3 separate regions of the Mus musculus genome follow, and regions 1 and 3 are each linked to region 2. Evidence: chromatin loops called from intact Hi-C (ENCODE). Cell type or tissue: gastrocnemius. All regions are shown on one strand.

What was found. Peaks named below come from ENCODE experiments on the same cell type or tissue, not always from the same donor. Only the 100,000 strongest peaks of a DNase experiment are listed, where the experiment ranks them.
Region 1: it touches region 2 in a loop (4-fold over the local background); 12 of 42 quality-filtered maps call a loop at or near these places.
Region 3: it touches region 2 in a loop (12-fold over the local background); 37 of 42 quality-filtered maps call a loop at or near these places.

What each region holds. Positions count from the first base shown.
Region 1 is chr11:104,191,530-104,199,529 of GRCm38, reverse strand. No RefSeq gene overlaps it. Among named protein-coding and RNA genes, the nearest start is that of Sppl2c, 9.2 kb to the right of the region's middle. In gastrocnemius, a CTCF peak has its summit at 3,495 (motif pointing right); a DNase peak (open chromatin) is centred at 3,506.
Region 2 is chr11:103,983,107-103,991,106 of GRCm38, reverse strand. It overlaps Arf2 (ADP-ribosylation factor 2), which reads right to left. Exons shown (of 5, transcript NM_001304574.1): 5 at 5,757-7,519. The coding sequence ends at 7,358. Among named protein-coding and RNA genes, the nearest start is that of Arf2, 20 kb to the right of the region's middle. In gastrocnemius, no CTCF peak of the experiment used is centred here; DNase peaks (open chromatin) are centred at 811 and 3,498; H3K27ac peaks cover 1,681 bases.
Region 3 is chr11:104,167,927-104,175,926 of GRCm38, reverse strand. Crhr1 (corticotropin releasing hormone receptor 1) reads right to left here. Exons shown (of 13, transcript NM_007762.5): 5 at 6,765-6,871; 6 at 5,974-6,094; 7 at 5,652-5,805; 8 at 5,387-5,447; 9 at 2,944-3,016; 10 at 2,536-2,621; 11 at 2,197-2,332; 12 at 1,997-2,038; 13 at 404-1,539. The coding sequence ends at 1,399. Among named protein-coding and RNA genes, the nearest start is that of Gm35469, 13 kb to the right of the region's middle. In gastrocnemius, a CTCF peak has its summit at 4,223 (motif pointing right); a DNase peak (open chromatin) is centred at 4,239.

The DNA.
Region 1 (8,000 bases), 210 kb before region 2:
TGGCAGTTACCTCTAGGATAAGATGCAGGGATGTGGAGTCAGGGCCAACACTCCCATGGGCCAAAGGCAAAGCAAGACGGTCACCTGGCTCAGTGAAGGCAGAGAAGGAAGTGGAGGCAGACTGAAGCCACAGCATAGGATGGTGAAGGCTTTCATAGACCTATTCCCACAAGCCCAGTCCAGATGTTGATCCTGGCTTTGTGAGATCTCTGTCTATCATCTTGGCTATTTTGCTTGAGTTCCTCTGATGAAATTCCTACTTATTGAAGACAAAGGGTTCTTTTTTATTTTTATACTTTTTATTAGGTATTTTCCTCATTTACATTTCCAATGCTATCCCAAAAGTCCCCCATACCCTCCCACCCACTCCCCTACTCACCCACTCCCACATTTTGGCCCTGGCATTTCCCTGTACTGGGGCATATAAAGTTTGCAAGTCCAATGGGCCTCTCTTTGCAGTGATGGCCGACTAGGCCATCTTTTGATACATATGCAGCTAGAGTCAAGAGCTCCGGGGTACTGGTTAGTTCATATTGTTGTTCCACCTATAGGGTTGCAAATCCCTTTAGCTCCTTGGGTAATTTCTCTAGCTCCTCCTTTGGGGGCCCTGTGATCCATCCAATAGCTGACTGTGAGCATCCACTTATGTGTTTGCTAGGCCCCGACAAAGGGTTCTTTATTCTTTCTTTTTGATATTATTATTATTATCATCATTATTATTTATGATGTATAAGGAGGCACATGAACCAATGAGAACATGTGGAAATCAAGCTCACCTCATCAGATTTGCACAAACTGAGACACAGAGTCATTTCACTGGCCTGACCTTTTTTTTTTTTTAAAGAAAGATTCTTGCTATATAGCTCAGGTTAACCTTAAACTGGATACCCTCCTGCCTTTACCTTCCAAGTGCTGGGACTACTGATTTGTGACTCCATGGCCAGCCTCCAGAGGGTCAGAACGCAGTTGTACAGCCATATATGGTGGCACACACCTGCTAATTCTGGCTCCTAGGGAAACTGAATTCTGAAGGATGATTTGAGCCCAGATGTTGGAGGCCAGATCGGGGAGCAGTCTTGCATCTTTAAAAAAAACAGGAGCACGGGTGGGGGATCGGGATGGAGATGTGGCTCAGTTGGTAGAGTGCTTGTGTGCACAAAGTCCTGAGTTCAAGCATAGCCAAGCCAGGTGGCGCACACCTATAACCCCAGAACCCTGGGCAGGAGCAGGGGATCAAAAGCTCAAAGTCATCTTTGGTTGTCTACATAGAGAATTTGAGGCTAGGCTGGGCTATCAGACCCTAGAGAGAAAAGGAGGGTGAAGAAAGGAGGGGGGATGAAATGAGGCGAGAAAGAGAAGAAGAGAGAGAGGAGAGATATTTGTGCTCCCACCCTTCTACTTTGGTTAGACCCTCTCAGTCGGGAACCCGTCGGAAGTTTCTCTCCAGGACCTTGGACAGTACCCAGCGCTGGCCGACTGGCGGGACCACAGTTCAACTAAGATTCAGTGTGGGAACCCGACAAAGTTCTGGGTCAGTGGAGAGCAGTGTGTGTGTGTCAGGAGGGTAAACACGTAAGACCCACATAAGAATCACGTAGGTGCTCAGGGGCTCCTGGGAGGTAGCTTTGGCCAGGGCAAGAGACTGATCCTGGAGGCTTTAAAGCCCAGGCTGAGGGGTGAGGATTTGGGCAGGCACTGAAGAGATGTGACAGACATTAGCTGTATTATTTTCTTTAACAAGGATTCTAATGGTGGAGGAAATGGGAGGCACCTAAAAATAGGCTTTACTTTGTTGTTTCGAGACAGTTTCTCACCCTGTAGTCCTGACTGGCCTGGAACTTGCTATGTAGATCAGGCTGGCCTTGAACTCACAGAGATCTGCCTGCCTCTGCCCATCTGAGTGCTGGGGTTAAGGGTGTGTGCCAGCGCGCCTAGCTGGGCTTTGCATTTTAAAAAGTTGAACACATAATTGCATGTGCTTGTGAGGTCTGCATGACGTCTAGGTACATGCATATGATGTGCATATGATCAATTTGGAGTGATTAGCGGCATGTTTATCAGTTCAAACAGTTATCATTTCACTGTGATGAGGACATTTAAAGATTCTTCTTGGTATTTGGAAATATGCAATCTATTAGTAATGTAATTACCCTCCGTGCCAGAGAATACCATTTGTAACTTGGTACCCATAGTCCCGCCTCTCTTCAGGGCCCCTCTCTCCTTCCATCTTTAACAATGGAAAGGATGTGATAGAGCCCAGAGAGTTTCCCAGGGTAGGGCTCGCAGGAGACAGTAACTGACTACATACTCTAAGCTATGGGATGAGAAACGTTCCCTTAGCATACCAGAGTATGGAAATTAAAGTCCAGCCTCACAGGAGCTTCAAGAGACGGAGACAGCTTTCCCTCACGCCAGGTTAGCAGAGCTGCTGCTGGGAGTGGTTTCCATCTCTTCTAGGATTTAGCTCACAAAGAGAATCCGAACACACCACGTGAAAAGTAGTCTAGTTAAAGTGTGTCGTGAGCTTTAAAGATGTTTGCATCTCCAGTTCTCTGGAAATGAAACCACCAGATCCATCTTACAAAAATCGTCTGGTGCTGTAGTTTACAGTAACCTGATTTGCAAAATATTTGAACAAACATTTCTTCAAAGAAGATTTGCAAGCAGCTACAGAGTACAGATAAGATGCTTAGAGGCACTGTCCCGAGACAGAGGAAAATCAACACTGTAACGGACAGCACCTTGCACCATAGTTTGCTGGGCGACTTTGGGCAAGCTGCTTTCTCTCTGTCCACAGCTCTGGAGAGTTCTGGAAGACCTCTGCAAACACCATGATTTAGAAACCCTCCTCTAGTCAAGTCTTGTGGGTGGGGTCCTCCTAGGAGGGGCCAGGAGTGAGTCTTGGGTTTTTTAGGAAACATCACATCAGGAAACATTCCAGATGAGGGAAAGAGTTCCTGGACCAGAGGTACAAAGATATAGCATGCACTTGAAAATACTGCACGGGGTCTCTCACTTGGAATCCTGGCACTCCAGAGGCTGAAACAGGAGGATGCCCCATTCGAGGCCAGTCTGAACTACATAGTGGCATCCTGTCTCAATAGCAACATTGGTAGGAGGTTTGTTTAGGATCAAAATTAAGTATCACAACATACTAGTCCTGTGAGTTTGGAGATACGCACAGTAGGGCAGGTGCTGGAGGTGCACACACTAGGGCAGGTGCTGGTGCTGGTCCTGTGGAGATGCCTCCCTCTTAAGAACACCAGTTCACTGTGGTCTGTGAGACCCATATGGAGGATCTTTAGGTGTTTCAGATCTTGAGGCCATGGTGTAGTTACTTCGTCTCAGAACCAGAATGCTTTTCCAAGGGCATTTTCACTTCCTCACAAATCAGATCCTAAAGGGTCAATGCTGGACCACTGCAGACACCAACTCTCTATCTCTACCCAATGGAATTATTCTAAAACCTGCCTGCAGTTATCACATTGACCAGAAGGTGGCAGCACAGGAACACGCAAGCATCAGCTGTGACCGATTAAAAAGCAGCAATGGTCTAATTGTTCTGGTAACCTACCACAACGCCTCCTTCTGGTAGCAGCATACACTGTCTATAAACTGCCTCCCGGGAATACGGATACCAGGCATGCTCGGTACTGTCTGGGAAACCTGCTAACCTGGATGGTGTGTGACGCACCACCTGTCATTCTCAGTTGTCAAAAGCATATACGAGTGTGTGTCTGTGCTCCTCATCTAACGCAAAGCACAGGTAGGCATCACCAGTCCAGTTTACTGATGGGAAAGCGGGCTCAAAGGGAAGATCCCATTCATCCAAAGCCTCATGTTAATAAACGTAGTGCTGGGCTTTACCATCAGTTCCGGGAGACTTGGGTGCAGCTATGTTCTCCCTCACTGGGGAGGTGCCGGAGGTGTCACATCTCAAGCAGGCAACACCTTCTCACTAAGCACGCAGGGCTGGTGGTGTCCATATCTACCGAGGGGAATGACGTAAGGAGGCTATGGGCCCAGACTTTTCCTGGAGTGGGGAGAGGAGGCAAATGTTTTCAAAGGAGGCTGAGGACGAGAGTTGGTTCCACATGTGGGACTGGGAGAGGTTGGTGCCCCGATTCGAGCCCCTTTCCTGCAATGTGAGCATGGGTGGGCCCTGACATTTTCTGGGCTCTCCTCAGGTGAACAAGAACATCCCGCAGGCTGGGCAGTGATGGTGCACACCTTTAATCCCAGCACTTGGGAGGCAGAGGCAGGTGGATTTCTGGAGGCCAACCTGGTCTACAGAGTGAGTTCCAGGACAGCCAGGCTACACAGAGAAACCCTGTCTTGAAAAAAACAAACAAACAAAAAGATAATAATAATAATAATAATAATAATAATAATAGTAATAATAATAGTAATAATAATAAAAAAGCATCCCACAGGTCCTTGCTGCCTCTCTTCCAGGGAATCTAGACTTCTAACACCAAACTCATTAAAAGGAATGAGTCCAAGACCTATGGAGTGCTTACTGCTTACTGGGATTAAATGAGGCTCCTGGGAGATGTGAATCCAGCCCTATCATGGAGACAGGCTCTTGCCCTGGCTCCTCCTTCAGGTTTACAAGCTGACTCTCCTAGAAGCAGAGGTCAGATGGGTCCAGGAGCCCACATGCAAGGAAGTGGGGACAGGCTGCAGCTGGGGAATCCATCAGACATGACCCAGGCCTGAACCAAGCAAGAGTTTGAGTAAAGGAGTTAGAGGAGGCCCCACAACGTGGCTAAGCCCTGGTGTTAGTGTGGTCATTAGCTTGTTCTCCATGTGCCAGGCACGTGGGTGTCTGCTCTGACATTCTTGGAGCCCCCACCTGTTCATGAGCTAGGGATGGCCTAGTGATGAAGGATCAGCTCTGAGGGGAACAGGTTAGAGCTTATGTGTATGTGTGTATGTGGTAAAGTGTGGTATGGGTGTGTGTGTATGGCAAAGTGCGTACCAAGGGATGTGTGCTGGGTACAGGTTTGTGTGTGTGTATGTGTGTGTCTGTCCATGCATGTATAGTGTAGTATACATGTATGCTTGTGTATATATTTGAAAAATCACATAGTACAATAGTCATGTTTGATTGTGTGCCCTTGTGTGTGTGTGTGTGTGTGTGTGTGTGTGTGTGTGTACATGATCAGTAGCCTGTGTCTTTGTTTTTCCAGTAGCCAGTGGAAGCTGCCAGCTCTAGGATGCTCTGGAACGGTGTGTCTCAGTCCAGCTACTTAGGCCAGTGGGTAGGCAGTAGACTTGCAAAGTGAGGCAGACCAGGCACATAGAAGAAGGCCTCTGGGTAGAAGCAGAGCCTCTCAAGAGTAGCAACTGGAACCCTGAGATTTCTGACTGTGCCAAGCATGGCTCAGCTCATTCCCACCACTACCCAGCATGATGGTTTAACACTTAACACAGACCCCAGGCCCTGTAGTGTTATTTTGTCCACAAAGTCCCAGCTAGCAAGAGGGAACATTTATCTACTCCACAAGTGACTGACAACTGACTTCTTGAGCATCTTGATGTCATGATATTCTAGGAGTGATGGTTTTCAACCTGTGAGTCACGACCCCTTTGGGGGTCAGACAACCTGTTCACAGGGGTTGCAAATCACATATCCCACCTATCAGGTATTTACATTACGATTCACCATAGCAGCAAGATTACAGTTAAGAAGTAGCAACAAAATAATTGTATGGCTGGGGTTCGTCTTACGTTTCTATTTGTCTTGGAGTTTCTATCGCTGTGACAAAACACCATGACCAAAAAGCAAGTTGGGGAGGAAAGGGTTTATTCAGCTTACATTTCTACATTGCTGTTCATCACCAAGGAAAGTCAGGACAAAACAGAATGCAAACAGGACAGGAACCGGAAGCAGAAGCTGATGCAGAGGCCATGGAGGGGTGCTGCTTGCTGGCTTGTTCCACATGGCTTTCTTATAGAACCCAGGACCACCAGCCCAGGGGTGACAAGTCTCACAATAGGCTGGGCCCTCCTCCTTCCCAACTGGCCACTAGTTGAGAAAATGCCTTACAGTCTCTCATGGGGGCATTTCCTCAACAAGAGCTCCTCCCTCTCTGATGACTTGTGTCAAGTTGACACAGGACTAGCCAGTATAACTGATCCCTGGTTAACCTGACACACTAACACATTGCTTTGTTTTTAAAAATTATTTATTTTTAGTTTTGTGTTTTGCCTGCATATGTGTCTGTGTTGAGGGTGTTGGATCTTCTGGAACTGGAGATACAGCCTTGTGGGTGCTGGGAATCGAACTCGAGTCCTCTGGAGGAACATCCATTGCGCTTAACCACTGATCCATGTCTACAGCCCAATATATCACTTTCAGGCCACAACCTTTCTTTTCTTATTCACCCTAAGATCTCACATTAAAAATATACATTACTTTAAAAGCCCCACAGTCTTCACAAATTTAACCATATTACAATTTCAGTCCCTTTAAAATAGCTAATTTCTTTTAAAATACAAAGTCTTTTAAAATTTAAAGTTTCTCAATTATGGGTGCCAGTAAAATAAAAAAATAAATAAACCAAATGTTTTACCCCAAGAGGGAAAAATTAGGGCACACTCACAATCAAATCAAAGCAAAATCAAACACCAACTGTCCAATGTCTGGGATCCACTCCCTATCTTCTGGGCTCCTCCAAAGGGCTTGAGTCATTTCTCCAGCTCTGCCCTCTGCAGCACACACATCTTGTCTTCTAGGCTCTGGCTGGATCCACTCCACTGCTGCTGCTGTTCTTGGTGATCATCCCATTATACTGACATCTCCAAAACCCCAGGGTCTTCTGCTGCAACTGGGCTGTACCTTCACCAATAGCCTGTCACAGACTCTCTTCATGGTACCAATTCTCAACGCTGCATGACCCCTTCAGTCCCCTTCAAATAACACTGAGGCTGTACCTTCACCAGTGGCCTCTTCTGGTCTCTCACAGTGCCAGGCCTCAGCTGTTCTCCATGTTCATCATGCCTTCAAAACCAGTCTTGGGTGACTCTTACACTACCAACTTTGGCTGCTAGCACGAGTTACAACGTTGGCCAATTCTTAAACACAGATGTTCTGTACTCTCTGAAAACACTTCCCAGAAGATTTCACGCCAACGATGCTGGTCTCTTCTCAGTCACTACTAATTTCTTAGCTCCAGCTCACCAGCATCAATTGTCCCAGTAGTGCAAAGGTTCAACTTCAGTGGTGGTGTTGTCTTGTTAATTCTGGCTGTCTCTTCATCCACAGCTGACCAGAACAACAGAATCTTAATTCAAAACAGCAAATAGCCATGATAGTCTTTAAATTTTCTTCTAAACCTTTACAAGCCAGGCCTCCATCTCCTGCACTGCTCTCAACATTCTTGTCTTCCAAGCTCCTAAAAAAATCATCTCACCGAGCTCTTAACGCTCAATGGCTTTTCTAGCCCAAAGTTCCAAAGTCCTTCCACAATTCCCCCCAAACCATGGTCGGATCAGGTCTGTCACAGAAATATCCCATTCCTGGTACCAATTTCTGTCTTAGTTTTATTGCTGTGATGAAACACCATGACCAAAAAGCCAGCTGGTTTTCAGCTTACACTTCCACATTGCTGCTCATCACCAAAGGAAGTCAGGACAAAACAGAACTCAAACAGGGCAGGGACCTAGATGCAGGAGCTGATGCAGTGGCTATGGAGGGGTGCTGCTTACTAGCTTGCTCTGCATGGCTTGCTCAGCCTGCTTTCTTATAGAACCCAGGACCACCAAGCCCAGGGATAGATGTCCCACAATGGGCTGGACTTGTCCCCATTGATCACTAATTGAGAAAATGGAAAATGCCTTATAGTTGGATCTCACGGAGGCATTTCTGAAGCTTCTTTCTCTCTGATGGCTCTAGCTTGTGTCAAGTTAACACAAAACCAGCCAGTACAGGGTCATCACAATATGAAGAACTGTATTCTTCCAGGGTCGAAGTATTAGGAAGGTAGAGAACCACT
Region 2 (8,000 bases):
AGCAGGTACAGTGCTGTGTCCACGTGCGTGATTCACTATGTCCGTGGTGGTCCTGATCCAAAAAGATACCCAGAGCTGGGGATATGACTCTCTTGGCAGAGAATCTGCTTGGCATTCCTGAGTCCTGGGTTCAAGTCCCAGCATCACATAGAACTGGGGCACTATGCCCTAGGCCTGTAACCTCAGCACTCAAAAACCAGAGACAGAAAGATCAGAAGTTCAATGCCATCCTCAGCCATGTGTTAATTAGAATCCATGGGCCACATGAAATTCTATTAAAAAAAAAAAAAATTCCTAGGCCCTTGGGAGACTGAGACAGACAGATCAGGAGTTGGAGAGCAGCCTGGACTACATAGTAACAATAGACAGTGAGTCTAAAGCCTACAAACACGAGCAAAGCATGTCTATTGCATTGGAAAGGGGAAAGGTTATGGTATGCGCAGTCAGAAGACAAAGGACAATATCAGAAAGGACGGGCTATGCTGGTGACTGAAGCGGCTGGGTGTTCAGTCTTGTTGGTTTTGTGAGGGCAGAGTCTTGTTTTGTAAAACAGGTCTCAAACTAAAGTCATGCGCTACCACACCACTGTGTGCTTACACTTTCCAAAGCCCCTTCGCAGGGGAGGGAAAATGAAGTTAGATTCCATTGGGATGGAGTCACAGTCCAGGCCAAGAAGGAACTGACCACCGCCGCCCTCTTAAGCCCTCCCCCGGGTGGGTGGAGCATCCTCTGAAGCCCTCCCCTGGGTGGGTTAGAAGGAACCGAGCATCCTCTGAAGCCCTCCCCCGGGTGGGTGGAGCATCCTCTGAAGCCCTCCCCTGGGTGGGTTAGAAGGAACCGAGCATCCTCTGAAGCCCTCCCCCGGGTGGGTGGAGCATCCTCTGAAGTCCTCTCCCGGGGTGGGTAGAGCTAGAAAATGCCTGGAACAATAGGGATTCGAGGGTGGATGGAGTGTGGCCTGCCTGGTTCTGCCCTGAAGCAGTTTAGTGGAAGGGTTTGTGCAGTGACCGGAAGGTGTGCTCCAAAGCCTGGAGAAAGTGTCATCAAGATGAAAGAAAGCGCAATACGGTGACACTTGATTGGATCCTAGTTTGGGGAGAAAGAAGCCATTATAAAAAACAGCAGGAGCCAAGCAGAAAGTGGATGACATTAGAAAATGACTGAGGATTTCCTTATGTATGACAGGGAACTTGCCATCTTCCATTCTTTGTCCCTCCCTTCCTCTGCCCCTCCCCCATGCAACCCAGGCTTGCCTTGAACTTGTACCCTTGCCTTGGAGCTCCTGCTTCGCCTGCCTGACACTCATCTTGTGTGCCTTTTTTTCCCCCTTTAAAGATGCATTTACTTTTATTTAGGCATCCTGGGTGGGAAAGCATACGTTGAGTGCAGGTGAATGTGAAGTCCAGAAGTGGGCCTCAGCTCCCCCGGAGCCGGAATTACAGACACTTGAGAGCCACCCGATATGGGCACGAGGGAACTGAACTCTGGTCTTGTAGGAAAACAGTTCGTGCTCTTCACGGTAGAGCCATCTCTCCAGCTCTTTAGCTGTCTGTTTCTGATGGAGACGCCCGTCACTTCCATCCCTGCTGATGTTCTCAGGGGCAACGGCTCACGATGGCTGAAATTTTTAAAGAGGTCAGCAAAAGAAAAGCAAAACTGGAGGTCTACAGAGGGAATGTGGCCAACTCGAGCAGCAGTCTTCGCTCACTTATTTGCTTAGACAAAGACTTCCTAAATACTTCAACTTCCATGCTTGAAACGTTTATAATTAAGAAAAAAAAAATTCAGTTGGGAAAACCAGGCAGTTGCTGGTTATCCCAGCACTGAGGAGGTGGAGGAAGTAGGAAGGTCAGAGGCAAACCTGGGTTATACACAGGCCAAGGTCTTGTCTCAAAGGGAAAATGGGAGAGAAAAGTGAGAGGAGGAGGAGGGTGTTGGTAAACGTGGACTTCCTGGGCATTGATCGTGGTACCGTAGCGCTTCGGACACCAGTCCATGTGACCTCACCCGTCTGCCAGAGGTCAGCAGAGCCCTTCAGCTGGTTCCTGTTCTGTATCTTATTATCAGGCCTGGATGCTTGAGGCTATCATTTTATTTGTTTAGCCACTACCAAGCCAATCTGAGCCCCCCAAAAGATTACACAGGGAGACAGTGAGCATTACTACACACTCCCCCCCCCCCCCCCCCCCGCCCAGTAACTCAGATGTCCTCAGTTCTCAGAAGTAGGTATTTTTAACCATGGTCACACAGCTGGCCTGTGATGGAACAAGAATTTAAATCCAGTGTCTTGGGTCTAGCATCCAATTACAGCTGGATATATATCTTAAATTCCCCTGTATTTTAGAATGTTGACAAGCCCCAGCAAGTAGAAAACGGGCATCTAGAACTCTCACACTGTGAAAAACACTCGGGATTTCTCCCTGGGGTGGAATGACTTGAGAGAAACAATGGCTGTCATTGAGCTCACTGGTGTGCTGCAAGGCAACAGGAGTTTTCTTGACTACGAACATAGGCTAGAATGATGGAGTTCGCCTGATTCGAGCACACCATCCCAGCTGGAGTGACTCGCTTTGAGAAGCCCTGGGTTCCCCAACACTAAGATTAGAGCAGAGGCCTGGCTGCACTCTCGCCTCACAACTGTGGCCAACTCAGAACAAATTCTTGTTTCACCACAGGCACCCTCATCCCTGTTGGGCTCGTGACTGGTCACTTCATACTTTACTGAGGTATAACTTCCACACCATACAACCCACTCGTTAAATGGACAACTGGATATTGTGTAAGTATTAACACAGCCACATTTTCTGAGTGTTTATGGTTTTCCATGTCCTTCTCGCCTCCCGGCTGGCCTGGGGACAGCTGCTTGGTCTTCCATGGAATCCAGAGCAGCGCTGTGTACCGTGTCTGGGGTTCCAGCAAGTCACGTTAACTCTGTCATTGCTTTACACTGTATGTCTATGTAAGTGAGCATGGGCATGCCATGGTACACATGCAAACCAGAGAACTTGCAGGTTTTTTTCTGTCCAGCACATAAGTGTTCTGGGAGGAGTGGCACTCAGGCTGCCTCACCTGCAAACACTCTTCCCAAGTCATCTCACTGGCCCTCCCTTTCTCCTCTCTCTCTCTCTCTCTCTCTCTCTCTCTCTCTCTCTCTCTCTCTCCCCTTTCCTCTTGCTATGCAGCCTAGGTGGCCTGGAACTCTCAGCGGTTCTCCACAGTGCAGGGGTCACTTTATCTTTTTATACTTGAGACGCCTTTGTAATGCAGAAGCCGTTCATGTGCCCCACTGGGGAAGAGGATTCTGACTTCATGGTTACCGCGCTTAATGTTCTCCGCTCTGATGCCTGCTTCACCCTTCTCTTCCAGGCACTCCAGTTTACTGGATCACTCCTAGTACCCAGGCCTTTCCACCTGCAAAGAGCTATAGATTCCCTCCCTTCTTGGAAAGCCCAGAGCTCATTCAGACAGAGCTGTTAGAGGAACTGGGGTGAAGCAGCAGCGCCACCTAGTGGTAATGGGTAAAAAACAAGCTTGCGCTGGCTGTACGTCTAACTGTGTCTCCAGGAAATCCTTTTAGACGGGGCATCCCATGCCACACACTAGAGAAGATGACAACGGTGTGAATGAGAAAAATGAGGGAAGTTCACAGTATGATGCTTCACCAAATCTCCAGAGACTTGGACAGTGAGCTAGAGGGTATGGGATGGAAGACTGGGAGCAGGCAGGCTTCCGGGGGCTAGGCGATGCTGGGCAGTGATTGCTGAAAGACCTTTTTTTAAAAAAAAAAAAAAAAAGGGGGGGGGGGCTGGTGAGATGGCTCAGCGGTTAAGAGCGCCAACTGCTCTTCCAAAGGTCCTGAGTTCAAGTCCCAGCAACCACATGGTGGCTCACAACCATCCGTATGAGATCTGATGCCCTCTTCTGGAGTGTCTGAAGACAGCTACAGTGTAATTACATATAATAAATAAATAAATATTTTTAAAAAATGTGTATGGGTACTTTGTTTGCAAGTATGTCTGTACCGTGTGTATACCTAGTGCCCTCAGAAACCAGAAATGGGTGCCAGGTCCCCTAAGACTGGAGTCAGAGACAGTTGTATGCTGGAAATCAAACTCAAGTCCTTTGGAAAAGCAACCAGTGCTCTAAAATGCTGAGCCATCTCTCCTGCCCTGACATCGTCTTTCCTATAAAAAAAAAGACTCTCAGGCTAGAGGGACCACTCAGTGGTTAATAGCACTGGCTACTCTTCGAGAGGAACCAGGTTCAATTCTCAGAACCCACATGGTAGCTAACAACTATCTGTAACTTCAGTTCCAGGAAATCCTCTGGCCTCTGAAGGTACTAGACATGTATGACCATGTACACACGAGCAGTAAATGGTCATACATGCAGTCAAAGCACCCAAAGTCATAAAACTTAAACAAGAAAAAGCTCTCAAAAACCACAGTATGGATGCCCACATCCATGAATGTACTAATCACTACTTAGAAGCCTCTCTCATAGCCTATCACCGGGGCTTCCACGTACTGCATGACAATGTCTACCTGATGCCTGCCAAGGAACCTAGGTCACTTTAGTCACATGAGAAACCTACTTTAAAATGGACCACATACTCTTCCTGTCCTAACACTGTGGAAATAGTCTCAATCACTGAGGCATGGTGTTTAACACGTCAATTATAAGCTCTGCACTATACTGGTAACTCTCAGGCCCAGCCATGCTTAGCATCCCATACTCTTGACATTCACAAAGGCCCGTGCCCCTGAGAAGCCTTGAGAGCATTTCTAGGACAGGGGAGTGAGGATCTGCTAGTATGTGGCAGAGCTCTGTGTTCTCTGTCCTAGCCTGAGCTCTTCCCTTCTGAATGGGAAACCACAGCCCTTTCATGCCTGGTGTCACATTGTAGTAGCAACCTTTCCCTTCCTACTGTGGTAAAGTCCATGGTCACCTGCATGTGACACAGCCTTGGTGCTTCTAGATCATTCAGTAGTCCCCCAGCCCCTATCCAGAGACAGAGCAGGTGAGTGCTTCCCAGATTGTGTGGGAAAGAAGAGGGGACAGGTGCCAAGGGACCCTGGGCTTCTTTTGGTGCTGATACAAATCATCTAAAATTGGTAGAGGCATACTCTGAATATGGCGACTCACTGAACTGTACAATAAGAATAAAAAACTAAAGGAAGCAGGTTGAGCCCCCACAGTCTGCTTTTTTCATGAGTATCTGGGCCAGTCTTGCCGCACAGAGCACACTTATAAAGACCAGAGCTCTAGGCAGCACCAGGGGAAAGGCAAGGCTAAAGCAACTCTCTGATGCTATTAGCGATGCTGGGCAGTGGGGGACATTAGTGCTGCTGTCCTTGGTTAGACACCATGACATCTGGGGGAAGAGCAGAGCAAGACACTCGAAGGCATAGAGCATTTACTTCTCACCTCTGAGGTCAGTGTTGGCCTCTCATGCTGACAGGCTCTGACACACCAAGGCTAACGGTGAGTGGCTGGAGAGCAGGGCAAGCTAGACTTGAAAATGGCTTCCCAGGACCAGGGCTCTGTTCGGAATCCTAGTGAAGTACCCTGACTTGCACTTTACTGACATCTCAGTTCTAAAGCCACTTGAGATGTCGTGTGAGGTGCCAGGAAGGAGGCGGTCAGGGGTCTGAGGGTGGGGCACTTCCTGGTGTGTCCTGGGTACACATCCTGAGGTTTTAGAAGAAAGTCAGAAATAAGGGGAAAGAGACTTGAGCCAGCTCAGACATCCAGGAGAACATGACCATGTCTACTTCCCAGTAAGTTCTTTATTGTCTAACCAATCACCACATGTTTACCGCAGCCCAGCACCAGGCCAGGCACACTAAGCATAATTACAAAGGGCAAGAGCTCCCAGCCAATGGGAGGTGTACAATTTCAACATTTCTCAGGAATTCATCTGTGATTAAAAATCACATCTGGACTTAGTCACCAGTATTGCAATGAACATTCTTTAAGATACTTTTTAAAGAAAAACATTACAGCCCACATTTACAATGGCATGGAATTTTTTCCTAGTATAACTTTGTTACCAATGAACAAGATTTATTTGAAGTTCAGCTTGTGTTCCCCCTCCTGTAGCAGCAGGGATCAATTTTTTTCTGAAAGGAGTTTTAAAACGTTAAGCAGTAAAAGGGCTTAGGTACAAATGTGGCCCAGAGCTGTGTGGCCAGAGGGCTTAGGGCTGAAGCCAGCTCCTCTCTGGGCCTTCCTATCACTACATCTGCAAGACAACACAGCACACACTTCCAAGCCACTCTTCAGATGCCGCTGCCATTGAGGAGGGAGCCTATGCCTCGAGAGCAGTCTAAGTGAAAGATGCTTCTCGGAGCACAGTTTAGCACCATCTCAGGGAGTATCGGGGCCACTGGGAACATCATCTCCTACATTAACCTCCCGACTTTCTCACAAACTCTCAGAACTCACGGTGCGCAGTTCTGGAAACAGATACTAACCAAATGCCTACAGTAGACTGGGACAACGGGACACAGTGACAACTCCACCCAGGACAACTGTCTGCTTCATGTGAACAACACTCAGCACAGAGCAGAGAAGTGGGAGCAGCAGCCTCAAGGGCCTGAGCCATGACGCCAGAACACAAGAGCTACCTCCCTTCACTTCCTCCAGCCAACCTTCACTCCACCGTGGACCATGAGGCTTAAGGGAAGAGTCCTGCCTCCTGCTGGGCCAGCAGCCCACAGAGTTTCCATTTGGCACGTTTGGAGCAGGCTGGAAACTTCTCTAGTGTTACAGTCTTGATACTCTAATGAAAAAGGTCACTGATTCCTTGGGCTAAAACCACCTAAATGAGTCAGTCTGAGCTAACAGAACTTTGGGGAAGTAGTCCCTCTGAACTTCCTCACACCCGTGGTAATAATGCATCTTTTCTTCTCGGGAGCTTTAAAGCACTACAAGTGAGCTGCTAGCTTTGGCACAATGGAAAGAATGACAGATCCTTCCTTTCCTTTTATAAAAGGACACTGACGTCCAACAGAATTCTGGGTGTATGGAGAGGCCAGACCCAGGTTGGCAACAACAGGACCTGTCTGGCTCCTGCTTTCTTCTTTTCCAGGCTAGAGATTCTCTGGCTATCACACCCAGGGAGGCCTCAGCAAAAATGACCATCAAAGCTAGTGAAATGGAAGGTAGCATTCAAAATGTAACACTGGTTTTCTTAAAATGGAATACTGGTTTTCGTATAGCGTGTATAAGGCACGGTGTGAGAAAGCTGCCCCCACTCCAGCCACACAGCCCCCTGGGCTCCTCACACGCTCACATGCACACGGGAAAGGCCAGCTGGCTTTGCCACAATGCATGGGGAATGGGTTGCTTCTGATCACTTCTGGTTTTTGAGCTGGTTGGAGAGCCAGTCCAGGCCTTCGTAAAGCCCATCTCCACTGGTCGCACAGGTAGCCTGAATGTACCAGTTTCTCTGGCGAAGGGAGTGTAAGCCAAGCTTGTCTGTGATCTCTGCTGCATTCATAGCATTAGGAAGATCCTTAAAGAAAACAAGCAAACAGTTTACCAACCTGTAGTCATGCAATGCAACAGGATCCTCCTCTAAAACATACCCCGGCCCTATTTCAGTGGCTCAGACCCAAAACCTTAGCTTTTTCTTTCTCAGACCACACAGCAGGAAATCCCAACAGTCCTACCATCAGAATTTACTCAGAATCTGACCACCTCTCACCATTCTCTCTGCCACCACACCCTAATCTGACCCCACCACAGTTCACTTGGATAATGGACATAACCTCCTCACTGGTCACCCTGATTCCGTGCTTGCCCCTAAGGCCTATTTTCAGATCACATCCTCCTACCAAAACCCCACCAAAGTGCCCCTTCCTCCAGAGAAGAGTCAAGGCTACCACTGCTGCCTGCCAGGCTTCCGGACCTCTTTTAACTGGTCAACTTCATCTTCTTTATTATAGCATCCCTATGTGTAGCCATTTGATAAAAGCTATTTACTCTGTGTGGTA
Region 3 (8,000 bases), 180 kb before region 2:
GTCTTGAGAGTGCCCCGGTCACCAAGTCTCCATGTGTGTATCTGGGAAGACTCCAGCACCATAGGCTGCTCAGCCTCCCTAACTGCTGCCTAGTTCTCCCCCACAGAACTGGGCCCCACTTCAGCCTGGTCTCACTGTCCATGCTAACCCTCTCTGCGTGGTAACCTGCACGGAAGCCCACGACTCTTCTCTCCAGGTCTCACCGCCTTGCCAAGAGCTATTACTTGACAAGCATCCATACCTTCACGTCTGGAGTTCATGTCTGGCCCTCAGGCTCAACCTGAATTGTATGAGATGTATCAAGCTTCCTGCCACACAGGAATTCTTGCCCCTACTGGCTACTTCTCAGAGGCCACCCTCTGGCTCACTCCCAGCCCCAGCAGAGTGAACGTCTTCACAAAGGTAGTTGAAAAGATAAATATTATTTATATCACCCCCACCTCAGTCCTGCTGCGGCTCCTCAGCTCTCCTACCCACTGAGGACTGGGCCATTCCAAGCCTGGGAGCAAGGGCTTAGTTAGTTAGTTGTCCCAGGAGCCACCTGTCGCTGGTCAGGGCACTTGAATAGATCCTTCCCCCAGCTTGTGACTGTGTTCAAGAGGCCAGCCACTGAAGCCAGTGGCCTGGGTACCCAGGGGCCACTCCTTCCTCATAGACTGGGCCCACTCTGGTTCCTGGCAACTCAAGTCCCCTTCCCGACCCCCATCTTCTCACAGGTTAGAAGATACCCAGAGGTGGGAGGATTTGGGGGCGAGGGGACCGTTGCTGTCAGTGGATAAGTGACAGAAAGCTGGCTTGGCCTGCAGAATAGTAAATGTCTAAAGGTGCAGGGCAGCAAAGCAGCAAGGCAGGGCTTTCCAGTGGCAGTGCCACAGTGCTGATGAAATCCTGGTGGCTCAGGAGTGACTTGTAGGGAGGTGGAGTGCCATCTGATGACGTTCCCAGATTTCTACCGCTATCTCCCGGTCTCCTGACTGGACCATGTTGGTCCTCGGTAGCATCCCAAGGCATCGCTAACACTCAGAGACTTTACAGTCTCAGAAGGGAGTTTTCCATGATGCCCCAGGGTAACAGTTGGCCTCCCCAACAGCTCCTGAAGACGACAGATCTTCAGTAAGCTGCTCTGGGAGAAGACAGCGCTCACAGGCCCATCAAACTGCTGCAGGGTTTCCAGCCCCCAATGCCCATTTCAACTTCCCAGGGAGAATGGGCAGCAGGGAGCTAGATGCCAAGGGCCCACCCCAGTGCTATGGGCTTTGTCCACGGCTGGGCAGGCTTACAGGTCTGCATCCCAGGGGCAGGGATGGGAAGGCTGCCTGCCTCTGCAGACAGGCTCGCTAGTGAGCTTGCATCATTTCCCCAGCCTCGGGTCTTGGGGGCTGCTCTGTGGCCTGAGGTTCACACTGCTGTGGACTGCTTGATGCTGTGGAAGCTGACTCTGGTGGGGGAGGTGGGGATGGACATGGCGCGGGCCACTCGGGCTCTGATGGAGTGCTTGTCCTGCCATCGCCGCCACCTCTTCCGGATGGCAGAGCGGACCTGTGGGCACAAGGTAATGCATCAGAGCTCCGGCTCAGGACACCCCTCTCATCCTCTAGGTTGCTACAGGCACCTACCAGGTGTGGTGACAGGCTCTATAGTAGGTGGTGACATTCACATAATTACTTCTATTGGTTTGCTGTTTGTCGAGTCAGTTTTCCCAAATGAGGAAGGCACACCTTTTCCCCCCCCAGTCTAATTTTGCCTTTGCCATACAGAGTCCCAACCCCTGTCTGACTCTCCCTGAGGCAGAGACCTTATCTTCTAGCCACCCCCATGCCATGCTTAAAGATACACAGGTACAGATCAGCAAGAACAGGGACGCTCTCAAGGTTCCCTGAGACATATCATGGGAACCTGGGAAGAGGGAGGAAAGCCAGCCCACGGCAGAAGAGATATGATGGAGACAGTCCTTAGTCTCGGTATTTTGAGCCCAGCCCTGGCCTTAGGTCCTTACCTCACTGTTCAGAAAACAATAGAACACAGACACGAAGAAGCCCTGAAAGGAAGAAAGAAGTCAGAGGTAAGTGGGGTCCAACCAGCCCAGATTGCTCAGCCCTGCCTCCCCCAGTCCCCCAGGACTCTGCCAGAGCAATCCCCACCCATGAGTGCAAATCTGGCCCCCAGGCTGGAGAAGCTCTGGAGGGATGGAGGTACCTGAAAGGACTCCAGGAAAGAGTTGAAGTAGATGAAGACAACCCTGGAGACCTCGTCCTCCCCAGGGTTGACGAAGAACAACATGTAGGTGATGCCCAGGAGGGGCAAGAGCACCAGAGTGGCCTTCACAGCCTTCCTAGGGTGGAACAGAGGCTGGAGTCACAGGCTACCTGGGAGGGATGGGGCTGCTAGCTTGAGGGGAGAGTGACGGGTTTGGGAGACCGTCTTAGGCACTGGGCAAGGTGGAGCTGCAGTTTCTGGGTTGACTGGCTGGCTTGGAAGAGATCTGGTTCAAAGGAGCCACTGGAATCTCTGAAGCATCCCCGGGGAGCCAGGTACCTGTACTGAATAGTCTCAGATGTGGTGGATGCTCGGAGTTTGGTCATGAGGATGCGGACAATGTTGAAGAGAAAGATAAAGTTGATCTGCAATTGGAGCACACCAGAAGGAGTGAGGATGGGTGGCAGGGGCTGGGGTGGGTAGCAGGGACAAATGCAGGAAATGGAGGTGGGTGGGGTGGATGGGACCGGCTTTCCTCGGCTCTCTCAGCTCTGCTCTTGGTATTTCTGCTGCACTCGCTCATACAAACACACACACACACACACACACACACACACACACACACACACACACACACAGGCACGCACGTACTCCCTCTTCCTCCCTCCTTCTCTCAATACTGTCCATGGTAGACAGACTGTCCCACCCCATGGTGGCCTGTCTCCTGCTACCTCCTGAGGCTCTTACCAGCAGGACCAGGATCATGGGGCCCTGGTAGATGTAGTCAGTATATACTCCAGGACGTTTGCCAAACCAGCACCTAGAAGACCACAGAGGAAAGGGAAGAGAGGGATTAGTCCTTTCAGTGGTGTAGTGCTTGAACATAGGGCAGGGTCATTGACAGTGGTCAGGAAAGGGCACCCCAATTTCCAAGAAAGCCAGTCCAACTGACTCTCCTTCAATGCCTCAGTGAACCCGTCTGCAAAGTGGGTGGTACCCTCTGATGTAGGATGCGAAGCTGGAGCAAACTCTGTGGAGGGAGGGGCCATGAAGGCCCCTGATTGTGACAGCCACCATCCTCATCTACGCAGTTGTGGCTGCTTGTAAGGACCCCTCAAGATGGGACTGATTGTTGATATTCCTCCCACAGAAAGGAGAAGTAGAGTGGGAGGGTTAGTGGGCCCTTGCCTGAGATTCCAGCCATGTCTGCCTACACCTCTAGGTGCCCACTGCACATAGCTTCATGGTCTTAGGAGATGCTCGAGTTTGTAGAGTTAACTGGAGGTTAACTCTATGGAGGTTAAGTGCATTCATATCATAGGGAAGTCTTTATCCATGCTGTGGGGAGACTTTCTAGTGGTGCGGCTACTTTGAGGTCACCTATGCGCCTGTAAATAGCTCCTTACCCTGGCCCTGTAAACATCCCCTGAAGTTCATTGTTTCCTCAGCTGGACTTAGGTGAATTGCACCTGAGTTTGTGGTTGGGTCCCTGGCAGGCAGGGGTAGCTTGCTTGTTTGCGTTTCCCAGGGAAAGAATTCTCCAAACAGCAATCCAGAAACAGCCTGAAGCCTGACACTGCAACTGCATTCTCTGGTGTCCACCAAGAGACTCTGGCAGTGGCCATGGCTGAGCGATGCTCACTGCCCTGTCACACAGCAGTTTCTGCGGGACTCTGGGAGTGCAGCCCATGCAGGGAAAGGTTTCACAGCTAGCACCTATTGCAAGATGTCAGCCTGTTCTGCATTCTCCTGAACTGCCCTTTACTCGGCAAGCTCCTGGGAGTAGGCAGGGACAGGGCGAATCGGAAGTCCCGTGTCCTTATGGGCATATGGGATTGCAATGGATGCTGTAAACCAGAATGTGAAGTTAGCATATGTGACCCCCTGGCTGAAACGTCAAGTTTTTTTTGTTTTTGTTTTTGTTTTCTTAACACCACTCAGGTCATATGCCACTGTTTGTGGACTCCAGACTGGGACCCCGGGGCCTCGCTGCTCATCTTCCCCCACTTCTGCTGCAGTGTCAGCATTTGTCCACCAGATGGAGCTTCAGAGCTGCTCACACCTAACCTTACAGCATCCTTCCTGCTCCAGGGTGGGAGCAGGCTCCTTTCTGGGTTTTCCTTCGCTGCCTGTCTCTTGCCTTCTTCCGCCTCTCCCTCCTTCCCAGTCTCTTCTATTCAAAATTTCATATCCTACAAAGCACAGGCATCCCCATCCAGGCATTCCCAAGAAGATACCACCCCCACCCCGCGCCCACACCCTTCCCCGGGATACCGCACCCACTGTCAGTGAACTGGCTCCCTGCAGCCTGCCGCCTACCCTGCTTTGGCACAAACACCCCAGCCTGAGGCAGAAGGAACAACGTTCACAAATATGGATGATACTCCCCCGGGCTTCTTGTGCAGCCCAGTGAGGGGAAAGGAGCGTCTGTCAGTGTGAACCCCCAGTCAGCTAGCTGGGAGCTGGGGATGCTTAAGTGTGACCCAGCTCCTCCCACCTTCTCAGTCTTTCTGCGAAGTTCTCAATCTTGGCTTTACACAGTAACCACCCTGTTACCCAGGCCACACCTCAGTCTGGTAGCATGGAGCCCTGAGGTATAGAACTTTCTAGAGCTTCCCATATGATCCTTGTGAGGGATAGCCAGAAAGTCCCCCATGTGCAAGGCTTCAGGTTGTGCTGGAAAAGGCTTTGAAACCACTTGAACCAGGTTTTTTTTTTTTTTTTTTTTTTTGTAAAGCATACCTTGATGTTAATAAACATTTATGCAGCACTTACTGGGTGGCAGATGCTATTCTTCGTGCTTAGTAGGCACTGATGCCCTTCATCCCCACTACAGCCTTGAGGTGGCAAATAAAATGAAGATGCCCATTTCATGGATGAGGAAACTGAGGCCTGCTGTGACAATGAGCTCCAAGGTCACACATAGCTACTTGGTGATGGCAACAATTCAGAACCTGGGCTGTGTGACTTTGGGTATTGCTCTCCTTAAAACTCCAGACAGATAACAGGCTAGGTCCTTGGCTGTCTAGTGCCACCTCCCCGGCAGAGCACTGGAAAGGATCCTAGAATTGAGGCCAGTGCTCTGTGCCTTTGTTGAGGAAGAAGCCACTGTCTTTATAGGAGAGACAATGGCCGAAGTTCCCTAAGGCGTGTACGTAGAGCTAGGCTCTGACCTTGCAGAGTGACTTACTTTTCATTGTCGTAGTAAAGTTTCCCAATGGCCCAAGCCACAATGATGGGGAAAGGCACACCTGAGGGAGAGAGCGACTGTCACTGGAGGACCCCAGGGCAGTCAGGGGCCGACGGTAGAGCAAGGATTCATGGGAGCTGAGCTCTGATGCTTCATGGCAACCCCACTACTCTCATCCCTAAGAAGGGTGCACACCCCACCCTCTTGACCCCGCTGGCCCACATCCTCAGTGAGGAGAGGCGGGGACAGGGCCGGCCCAGCTCACCCCAGCCGATGCAGACGAACATCCACTTGCGCAGACGGTCGGTGGAGTACGTGAGTACGATGGCTGTGTGCAGGTAGCAGCCCTCACCGAACATCCAGAAGAAGTTGGTTACGTGGAAGTAGTTGTAGGCGGCTGTCACCAGCCTGCACCAGGCCTGCCCCGACCAGAGATGCCATGAGCGTGGGGGTGTCCAGAGACCCTTAGTGTCCAACCTCGGGCTCCTCGGGGTCCTGTTCCTGTTCTGTGGATACCCAGGCCCGACCCTCCTACACGGTAGCCCTAATCTAGCTCGGCCTCTTCTGCTTCCCTAGCTGGGACGTACCACGTTGCTCTGGTGGACCTCGGGGCTCACGGTGAGCTGGACCACAAACCACGTGGCGTTGCGCAGGATGAAAGCCGAGATGAGGTTCCAGTGGATGATGTTCCTCAGGCACCGGATGCTCCTGGGGCAGCGGGAGAGGGCAGGTGGCCATAGCAACAGGAGGAGAGAGAGCACGAGGGCGGGGTGTGAGCACTGAGCATCGCTCCAGCCCAGGTGCAAGAATGGAGGGATTGAAGCTTGAGTGAGTGGGGCCGACGGGTTAGCCTGAACTCCACTGGTCCCTTCCTATCTGGGACCACCAAGACATCCGCTCCTGGAAGAGCCTGGTGTGGTCAGGGAGTCCCCCTCATTCCCCACACCCCAGGATTGAATGCTTACAAACAGGAGGAACCTCCAACAGTCAACCCTGTCTTGACTTTCAGTTTCCAGTGCTACCCACTCAAAACTTTTTCCTATCACATTTGACCTTGTGACAGGGATGACCCTCAATGAAACCCTCACCTCCAGGGGTCCCCCTGCCTTATGACCAGCTTTAGGTATTGGTAACACAGGTGAGCCTGGGCTTTGTTTCTCCCTACCCTACGTCTCCCAGAGGCTGCTGGGAGAAAGGACAGGCATGGCTCTGCCGAGGTCCTAAGAGACCTGAGCTTCACATAGTGATACTCTTCTATTCAAATGAGAGGCCGGTTACCTCCTGGTCAGCGCCCCCATCCCATAGCTATGCCTGGATCTTACCCACCTCCCCGAGTACGCTCAAGGGCCCAGGGGTGGCAGTGCCCGTGTCTTCTCACCTGAGCCGCAGGAAGAGGACAAAGGCCACCAGGAGGGCCACCAGGGAGATGCAGTGGCCCAGGTAGTTGATGATGACGGCAATGTGGTAGTGCACTTTGCTCTTCTTCTGAGGCAGAAGAGAGGGCAGAGGTGAGCCTCCTGCACAGCCGCACCTCTGTACCCATTGAACTAAAGAGCTCTGAGAGGACAGCACCAGGGAGGGGGGCTGCAGGAGAGTGGGCAACAGTAACAGGGTTTGCCCCGCTCCAGAGTGGCTCTGTGAGCCACGCACTACCTTGGAGTAACAGCATCCACTTGGGCCAGTCTCTGAATCCGGTCTGTCTTGTGTTATAGACAGATATGAACTGAAGCTGTGTCTATGTCATACGGTGCTCCCGTGTCACATTAACACTGTACACACCCACACATGTACCCTAGTGCCCACAGATACCCGTGTCTCGTTCTGTCCTGACACCACAGGCTCCGGTGGGTGCAGAGACCCCAGCCTTCCAGGATTGCATTTCTCACTCCTGAAGGTTCCCATCTTCCTGGTCACACCCGAGTCCGGCTGAGTGAGAACCTGGGTTTGGATTCCTGACATCCTTGTGAACTCTGGGTGTGGCTGAGGGGGATCTGTAACCTCAACACAGAGCATCAGATATAGGTGGATCCCTGGATCCCTGGCCTGTCAGCCCAGCGACACTGTCAGCTCTAGGGATTAGTGAAGAGATCCCGGTCTTAACAAACGAGGTGGAAAACCATTAAAGAAAACACCCTACATCCACCTCTGACCTCCACAGGCACACACAGATGTGTGTTGTCCACGTGCATATATGAACACATGCATGTACCACACACATACCCCTGAAAGAAGAAAACACCAATTCCTCATTCTCAAAACATTTCCCTCATCCCAGGCCCAGGGGCTGCCCCAAGTGAACAGTGCCCCCCCCCCCCCCGTTTCTTCCCTCCGCCCTGCCTTCTCCGTATGCTAACCCTCCTCTTTCTGAATTGAACTCAGGGTCTTGAACAGGCTAGGCAAGTGCTCTGCCTACTGTGAACTACATCCTCAGCCATTCCTAATGAAAAGCATTTTAATTACATTTATTTATTCAATGTGTATATATGTAGGAGCATGAGTATAGATAGCCATGTGTGTCAAGGCGCATGTATGAAGGTTAGGGACAACTCGCACAAGCCAGGTCTCTCCGTCCACCAGGCGATCCTTGGGATTAAACTCAGTTTGTTGCACTCGG